2 separate regions of the Homo sapiens genome follow, and region 2 is linked to region 1. The links are chromatin contacts, found by Hi-C or POLR2A ChIA-PET in ENCODE. All regions are on one chromosome and are shown on one strand. Each heading gives the region's core, a stretch centred on a gene start or an enhancer-like site at or near the end of the contact. The rest is flanking DNA. Distances are from core to core; before and after follow the strand shown. Region 1 overlaps PTPRG (protein tyrosine phosphatase receptor type G). Region 2 overlaps PTPRG (protein tyrosine phosphatase receptor type G).

What was found. Hi-C counts contacts between places; a loop is a spot of excess contacts on that map. ChIA-PET counts read pairs that join two places held with the same protein, here RNA polymerase II (POLR2A).
Region 2: a map of heart right ventricle shows a loop between it and region 1 (2.1-fold over the local background). The contact joins two enhancer-like sites. A Hi-C loop is called at or near these places in 3 of 168 maps with a recorded cell type or tissue (heart left ventricle and heart right ventricle). POLR2A ChIA-PET finds 5 or more read pairs at or near these places in 1 of 52 experiments (HEK293).

Annotation. Positions count from the first base shown.
Region 1 is chr3:61,846,402-61,850,374 of GRCh38, forward strand. All of the region lies in intron 2 of PTPRG (protein tyrosine phosphatase receptor type G), which reads left to right. Among named protein-coding and RNA genes, the nearest start is that of PTPRG, 290 kb to the left of the region's middle. Within about 2 kb of position 1,635, at least 22 of the 41 ENCODE cell types and tissues checked have a DNase peak (open chromatin) inside an H3K27ac peak, as active enhancers do; they include heart right ventricle, where a contact is called at or near this core.
Region 2 is chr3:61,732,363-61,736,687 of GRCh38, forward strand. The region is part of intron 1 of PTPRG (protein tyrosine phosphatase receptor type G); the gene reads left to right. Among named protein-coding and RNA genes, the nearest start is that of PTPRG, 170 kb to the left of the region's middle. Within about 2 kb of position 1,716, at least 3 of the 41 ENCODE cell types and tissues checked have a DNase peak (open chromatin) inside an H3K27ac peak, as active enhancers do; they include heart right ventricle, where a contact is called at or near this core.

The sequences.
Region 1 (3,973 bases), core at 385-2,884:
TGGGGCAGCTCAAGAAACAGGCTTCAGAGTCAAAAAAAACACCCATCTGGATTCCCTTCCTGACTCTGAGGCTCATTGACCTTGAATAAAGTACCTTATTTACCTTCTCTGAACTTGGGCTTCCTCCTTGGGTAACTGGTGGCACCAGTGCCTTCTATGCATAGAGCTTGCCACAGTACCTAGAACACAGCAAGCTCTTGGTAAAAGCACAGTGAAAGAGAGACAATATTTTTATTGGGCGTGGTGGCTCATGCTTGTAATCCCAGCACTTGGGAGGTTGAAGTAGACAGATCACTTGAGCCCAGGAGCTCAAGACCAACCTGGGTAACATGGCAAAACCCCGTCTCTACTAAAAATAGAAAAATTAGCCAGGTGTGGTGGCACATGCCTATAGTCCCAGCTACTTAGGAAGCTGAGGTTGGAGGATTGCTTGAGTCCAGGAGGTGGAGGTTGCAGTGAGCTAAGATGGCACCACTGCACTCCAGTCTGGGTATCAGAGCTAGACCCTGTCTCAAAAAATAGAGAGAGAGGGACAATATTTTGCGACTGTGCTGTCTAGTACAGTAACCACTAGCCACATGTGGCTATTCACATTCAAATAGATGGAAAAATAAAATTAAAAATTCAATTCTTCGGTGTTTGGAGTGGAGTTGTTTCCCCTTTCCCCCAGTCATATGTTGAATTCCTAACCCCTAGTACTTCAGAAAGTGACCTTCTTTGGAAATAAGGTTGCTACAGATATAATGAGTTAAGATGATGCCATACGGGAGTAGAATGGGCACCTAATCCAGTATAACAGGTGTCCTTATGTAAATGGGAAATTTGGATGGAGATACAAGCACACGGGGAGAACACCACACAAATGTTAAGGCATGGATCAGGGCAAGGCATCTACTGGCCAAGGAACCCCCCGAAGATTGCCATCAGCCCACGGGAAACTTCAAGAGGGGCATGGAGTAGATCTTCCCCTCATGGCTCTGAGAAGGGCCCAGTGCTGCTGACACCTTGATCTTGGACTTCTGCCCTCCAGAGCTGTGAGACAACAACTGTTGTTTTAGGCACCCAGTTTGTGGTGTGTTGTTATTAGCACCCCAGGACACTCATGCACTCAGTCTCACCGGCTGTATTTTGAGGGCTCAGGAGCCAGTGTGGCTACCATCTTGGACAGCGAGGACACTGAACATGGCTATCACTGCAGAAAATTCTAATAGACCTCCCTCCTTCGGGGATTCCAGGTTGCTCATTGCTCCAAAAACTCAAGCCAAGAAGATAGAAGAGGTTCAAATGATTGTATGAAGCATGTTCTTTGTCTGGAAATCCAGAACAAAACAAATAAATGATCTTTGAAAAAAAAAATCTCTGCCTTAAAGTTGGGCTGGTCAACATGTCCAGATATTCACAGAGACTTCCTGTTCTGGAAGAGATGCAGACAGAGGCTTAAGACAGCCTTCTGTCCTGTGACGGACGAATTTCTGATTCTGCTTCCACTGTTAAACTCTTACATAATTGCATTCTATATAGAGAGCTTCCCTTTGGATCCAGCTTGCTTTTCCCCTTGTCTTCTTCCTCAGACTTTATGAAAGTATTTGCAGAGACGCCTTGTCCCCTGCCATGAGCTGTAAATACTTATGCAGATGAAGGGTTTGTTACTCTAGTTGATGAGTGTTAGGGAACCTGGAGCCTTTCCTGGTTTTGAGCTGTGGCTGAGGACGTAGGCAATTCTCATGCACACTTTGCATTGGCTGAAGTGCATGTCCTGGAGTGCCTCATGCTACAGGACTGGCAGTGAAAAGCCTCTTAGGCTTGGGGTAGAGGTGAAAACCTCCCTCCATGTTTGCACTCTCTCTCGCCATGCCCCCACCTTCACGCGTGGTTGTGACTGCTGGGTGGGGCTGAAGTCACAGCCTTGCTGCAGTCTTTGCCCTAGGCAGGCTCTGTATGATCTTTGGTCAAGGGAAAGCACTTTGTGTGCCTGACCTCTGAGCAGCCCATTTTGGCCCTGAAATCCTCTGTTGGCAAACTTCACATTCAGTGAGTCAGAATTAAAGGAAAATGCTGAAGGAACATTTGCATTTTTTATCTTTTCCAAGTTAAGGCTGTTCTTTTCCAAAGTGGAGTTATACTTTAGAGTATCTTAATATATCTTATAGCAACTCATCAGGTCTTGCAAATGTATTTTATCTTTTCATATTAGAATTATTTCAGACTATTTTTATTCATTATGCGTTTTGTTAAACCAGGTTGTTCCTATAATGAACATGGAATATAAAGACTTGCTCTTCCCTAAATTGCTCAGTATACTATATCTTGAGTCGTCTTTATGCTCAATCTAATGCTTTATTAAAGGAGAAGACACACCCACACACATGTATACATGTGTAAAATACCTGTACTGTGCTCCTACTATGTGTCAGGCACTCTGCCAAGCACAATGCACTTGTTTTATTCCTTACAATAAATCTCATAAAGAGGCAGGTAATTCAATTCATCTTCACATTATAGTTGAGGAAACTGAAGTTCAGGGAAGTCAGGCCATCTGGCTGGAGAACAGTTTGATATCACAGCAAAAGTTCCTTCCCGGAGTGTTTGTGAAATAATGATTTCATTAAACATTGTTCAAACCTAAATTGCGTTTGTTCTTGCAGTCTTTGGAGTACACTGGGCCTTTTGCAGTTGGGACAAACCCATTTCCTCTCTCAGTGGGAAACACTCCAAGTATTCCTCTTGAAACAAAACGTCAAAGATTATTTTTGCAGACTTCTGTGGAGTCATTTTTGGACAACACCCTGGAACAGGAAACCACAGTTTCTCCTAAATTTGTACAGGATGGAAATAGATAACATTCTTCATAAAACCATGGCCACAATTAATGCTTTCAAATCAACATAATGGTGGATGGTTTGTTTTTTGCATTTCTTACCTGAATAGATTATGGGAACCTGCAGCATGGGAAATTTCATGAATAATTTTACAGGGTTTTATTTTATAAACTGGAAATGCGGTGAAAAGATATGTGTAGGTGATGAAAAAGAGTGCTATAGGATTCAACGTATTTGAAAGCTCTCCCTGAAAGATGGATTTGAAATAAAACAGAGTCTCGCACCCTAAGTTATGGGAATGAGATTTACGCTCGCTGACTGAAGCCCAGGTGCTGCTAAAGGTTAATTAGTGAGAGAATGTGATGAACTTAATGAAATAGGTGATGATGCAGTGTGAGGGAAGCCCACACAGTCATCAAAAGATAAATGCACTGAGACATTGTATTTTTCTTTTCTTTGCTACAGAGGAGTAGCAACAACTACACATAGAACAAATCCAGAGGAGTAGCTACAGCTACACATAGAACAAATCCTGCGTATACCCATAGCAGGTCCGGAAGGACTGGGGTGCTTAACTACAGACTTTGCTGGGAGCCATCGTTCCATAACTGCTGAAACTCCTTTTATTTTAGGTCTGTTTCTGCGAAGTCCTGATAGCTGAGTTGACTTAAGAGGAGTTGGACTAAATTTTTAAGGCTACTTTATTTTTATGATTGATTTTTAATTATTCTAAGCAATACATAGTTATTTTCTCTGGGCGAAAAGTTGAAATGTTTCATACAAACCTCATTTCCTTGTTTCCTAACCCCAGACCCTTCTCCCCTTCTTCTCAAATAAAAGCTAGCACTAGTTTTGTGCATATACTACTAGTTTGCTTTTAACGTGTATGTATGTTTATATTTTCTTAGGAAATATTTAATATCCTGTTCTTTTATTTATTTATTTTTATTTTTTATTTTTGAAACCGAGTCTTGCTCTTTCACCCCTGCTGGAGTGCAATGGTGCAATCTTGGCTCACTGCAACCCCCGCCTCCTGGGTTCAAGCGATTCTCCCTGCCTCAGCCTCCCGAGTAGCTGGGATTACAGGCACCCACCACCACACCCAGCTGATTTTTGTATTTTTTAGTAGAGGTGGGGTTTCCGCATGTTGGCCA
Region 2 (4,325 bases), core at 466-2,965, 110 kb before region 1:
GTCAGGAGATTGAGACCATCCTGGCTAACACGGTGAAACCCTGTCTCTACTAAAAATACAAAAAATTAGCTGGGCATGGTGGCGAGCACCTGTAGTCCCAGCTACTCGGGAGGCTGAGGCAGGGGAATGGCATGAACCCGGGAGGCGGAGCTTGCACTAACACGGTGAAACCCCGTCTCTACTAAAAATACAAAAAATTAGCCGCGCATGATGGCGAGCACCTGTAGTCCCAGCTACTCGGGAGGCTGAGGCAGGAGAATGGCATGAACCCGAGAGGCGGAGCTTGCAGTGAGCCAAGATCACTCCACTGCACTCCAGCGTGGGTGACAGAGCGAGACTCCGTCTCAAAATAAATAAATAAATAAATAAATAAATAAATAAATAAATAAATAAATAAATCTTGCATTAGCTAGGGGCGACAGTGTCGGACAGCACAATTTGGAAGGGTGCTTCTTATCCCCACTGCTCAGTTAAAATGTGAACATATGCCTGCGTGGAACATTCCCTTTTTCTGTTTAAAAGAAAGTGAATTGTTTTCGCAGCAGTTAGTTGGTGTTAGCATAATGCCTTCCTGTGTAGGCTGTAGTGTTAGAATTCTCTTTACAAGCCTTGTAATAATTTTCAGGAATGATCACTTTTATTATAGTATTTTTAGTGCCACTAGAGGGTTTTTACAGTGTGAAATCTCTTAAAAGGACAGTCAAAAACATACTGTGTTTCTTGTGGGACACAGGGTTGGGCATTTAAGTACCTAGTAGTGTTCTTGAGACAGATTCTATGAAATTAGAATTGTCCAGGAGAAACCCAGGTCAAAGGTCACTTTGTATCAGTTCAAACATGTTCTATATTGGTATTTCATGTTTGGGTCTTTATACTCTGTATATTTTGTGAAATAACTAAATCTTCATGATTCATTTCTATGTTGTAGCCCCTCACACTTAATTAGGGGGTCCCAGTGGAGCTTCCTTTCCGTTTCTCTATCTGTTTAGAGTGTCTGGGTGTGTATTCATTTCTCTGTCATGTGCCATGTGACTTTGGCAAGGTCCTTAACCATTCTGTGCCTAGATTGCCTGGTTTTTAAAATGGGAATAATGAGAGCATTTATCCCAGAAAGCTCTGGTGAGGGTTAACATGAGATATTTCAGTTGAATAGATCAGCACAGTGCCTCCTGGTACATGGTAAGTGCTAAAGAAGCATTACCTATCACCAGCACCATTACTCATTTTCTTTGTGAATTTTAGCAACTAAAGCAGAGCAGGACAAATTTTAGGAATGGATTTATTTCTTTGACATTGAGATGGAGCTTTAAAAAGCATTCCTGACTTCTTCCCAAAACATAAATTAAAAATCTTTGTTTCTGCCACAATATCTTTAGTCTCATTTCCCTGTTCCTTCTACTGTTTCATCCTGGGATTGATCAACTCTTCACTTTTGTTTTGTTTTATTTTATTTTGAGACAAAGTCTTGCTCTGTACCCAGGCTGGAATGCAGTGGTGTAATCTCAGCTCACTGCAACCTTTGCCTGCCAGGCTCAAGCGGTCCTCACACCTCAGCCTCCCAAGTAGCTGGGATTACAGGTGCATATCACCATACCTGGCTAATTTTTGTATTTTTTGTAGAGATGGGTCTATCATGTTTCCCAAGCTGAGCTCAAGTGATCCGCCTGCCTCGGCTTTCCAAAGTACTGCGATTACAGGCATGAGCCACCACGCCCAGCCAACATCTGTTCACTTTGGGTAAATTATTTTAATAAGAACTCTCTGGTTAGAGCATGACTGTTAAAGAGAAACTTCCTAAATGCATTTTACAAAGTGCTTTTTCTCTTTCTCGCTTTTTCTGAAACACTGGTTCTTGAATAAACCTCAGATATCATGTATGATTTCTGAAATACCTAAAATCTGCAGGCTTTTTTCTCTCCTACTTTTTGGTTCCATTATGTTAAATATCAAAGAATAGATTAACCAGAATATGAATGGACAGGCATGCAAGAAAAACTGGAGGTTTCCAGTTGCTCCTAATACCATCTATTTCTCTCACCTTTTCACTTAATACTCACTTACTGATTATGCAGAGGTGATATTTAAGAACAAATCCATTTAATAAACCTTTGTAAGTAATATTTAAAGGAGTGTTTATTTTTCAGAATTCACCCAGGATTTCTGTGATCTGCGGTTCTTTGGCTTTGGCACCCGGTTGTCCCAATTTGTTCCAGAGTATTTTACTGCATATGCGATGTCTTTCTCGTTTGCTGTCTATAAATCAAAGGAAGAGTTCGTTTCATTTAATTTTGCCTGATAGGGAAACCCCCAAAGATACAAAATGACTCTTCAACGTTAGTGTATTTATTAAAAATAAAAAAGGAAACTGCCTTTTTGTTCTCCTTCCTATCCCAAGTTTGATTGACCGTATTGCAGAGTCATAAAAGGATTTATATTCAGAGTTGAAAAGTCTCCCTGAAATTGATTTCACCTAGCTTCTTGTATATAAATAGATATTGAGAGGGGGGGAATAATACTGAACTGAAACTTTCAATTTTGAATGTGAGCTTTCCAAAGTCATGAAACTGCTTTTCCGTCTGACTCTTCAGATGGATCTTATAGCATAATTGGTCAGAGCCAGAGGAGGTTTTTGAAAAAGCATAGCCAAAAAAGAGAAAGGAAACAAACCCCACTTTTTTAATAGCTGCAGTTTCTTCATCAGGAAAGGACTTTGGTTAAATAGCTCTTCTTCCCAAAAAGGCAAAACATTTTTCCTCATATAATTAATTTAAGAAATTGCTTTTAGAGCTATTTAAACAGACCTAGAGATAAGTGCTTTAGCCATCTTGATGTGCTCTAGCGAAAATTTTTATGTGGTTAGAATTTTTTTAATTAAATCACTTCATTTAAGATTGTAATAGCCCTTTTAAATTATTTTCCTTGAGACTCGTATTGTGTTATTTCAAGTTAATAACTCCTCTTCAAGCAAAGCAAAATGCAAGATATTTCTTCTGATGATTTCTTTCTGCAATTGAAGAGAACAAAGCCAGCCTCATTCTTGCTGGAAAGGAAGCAAATCTAACACCTAATAAAAATGGAGATAACAAAAATGAACCTGTAGCCCTGGGATATTCTGACTAGCAACATTAAAGTGGTTGCCTGGGCAATACTAACCCCAATTCCTTGAGTTTTTTTTTTTTTTTTCTTTGAAATGCCGGGGACAGGCCTACATTGATTGAATCAAACAAAGCCGATGAGAGGCCTGTGTTTGAGGGGGAAGAAATGTTCCTACAGACTTGGAGTGAGGAAGAGAGCAGTGTATTTGGAATTTTTCTACCCAAAGCATATTTGTCCCTGAATACAGATGCATGATTATAGAGCCATCCTGAACAGGTGCTAAAGACAAAGTCTTTCTCATTGTGCAGAGACAATTTACCATAGATTTAATTTATTAATTAGCCTTTACTTAGATGTGCTCACACCGACTTACGGAAAAGTTCTTTTTAGAATTGTTTTGGGAGGCAGAGTTGAGGTTGAGGCCATGCTCACATCCATGTTAAAACAATGATTTTTTTTTTTTTTTGGAGACAGCATCTCGCTCTGTTGCCCAGGCTGGAGCGCAGTGGCGTGATCTCAGCTCACTGCAACCTCCGCCTCCTGGGTTCAAGTGATTCTCCTGCCTCAGATTCCCGAGTAGCTGGGACTACAGGCGCAGGCCACCATGCCTGGCTAATTTTTTGTATTTTAGTAGAGATGGGGTTTCACCATGTTACCCAGGCTGGTCTCAAACTCCTGAGCTCAGGCAATCCGCCTGCCTCAGCCTCCCAAAGTGCTAGGATTACAGGTGTGAGCCACCGCACCCGGCCATTTTTTTTTTTTTTAATTTTTTAATCATCACTGACATAAGGTTCCTCTGAAATCCATAGTAGAGCCTTCTGTACCTCTACAAGTATCATACAGGCAGGAAGTTTTTTTTTCTTGTATGATTATCAAGGGTGTAATTTTATGTACTATATAGCTAAGGGAAAATTTAGTAATAATGTATATTCTTTCTTTTCCTTATTTTCTCTGTGAATACTTGTATTTGGCTTGATTCTCATTAACTATTATCTTTTTTTTCCCCCATTGATCTGTCTAAGCAGTTCATTTTGTGAACAATCCTAATTCAGATGAAGAAGGGTGAAGGTGAAGTTTGTAAAAATAATATCAAAAGAAATCTAAAAACACGTTCATTAGGCATTTGACCAAGTAAATATAAATAGATGAGTTGAATATTTGTTTTGCTTTCCAAACTTTTTCTTCCAGGAGCACTCCCTCCACAGTCCCCTGTGCACAGGTGGAAGTAC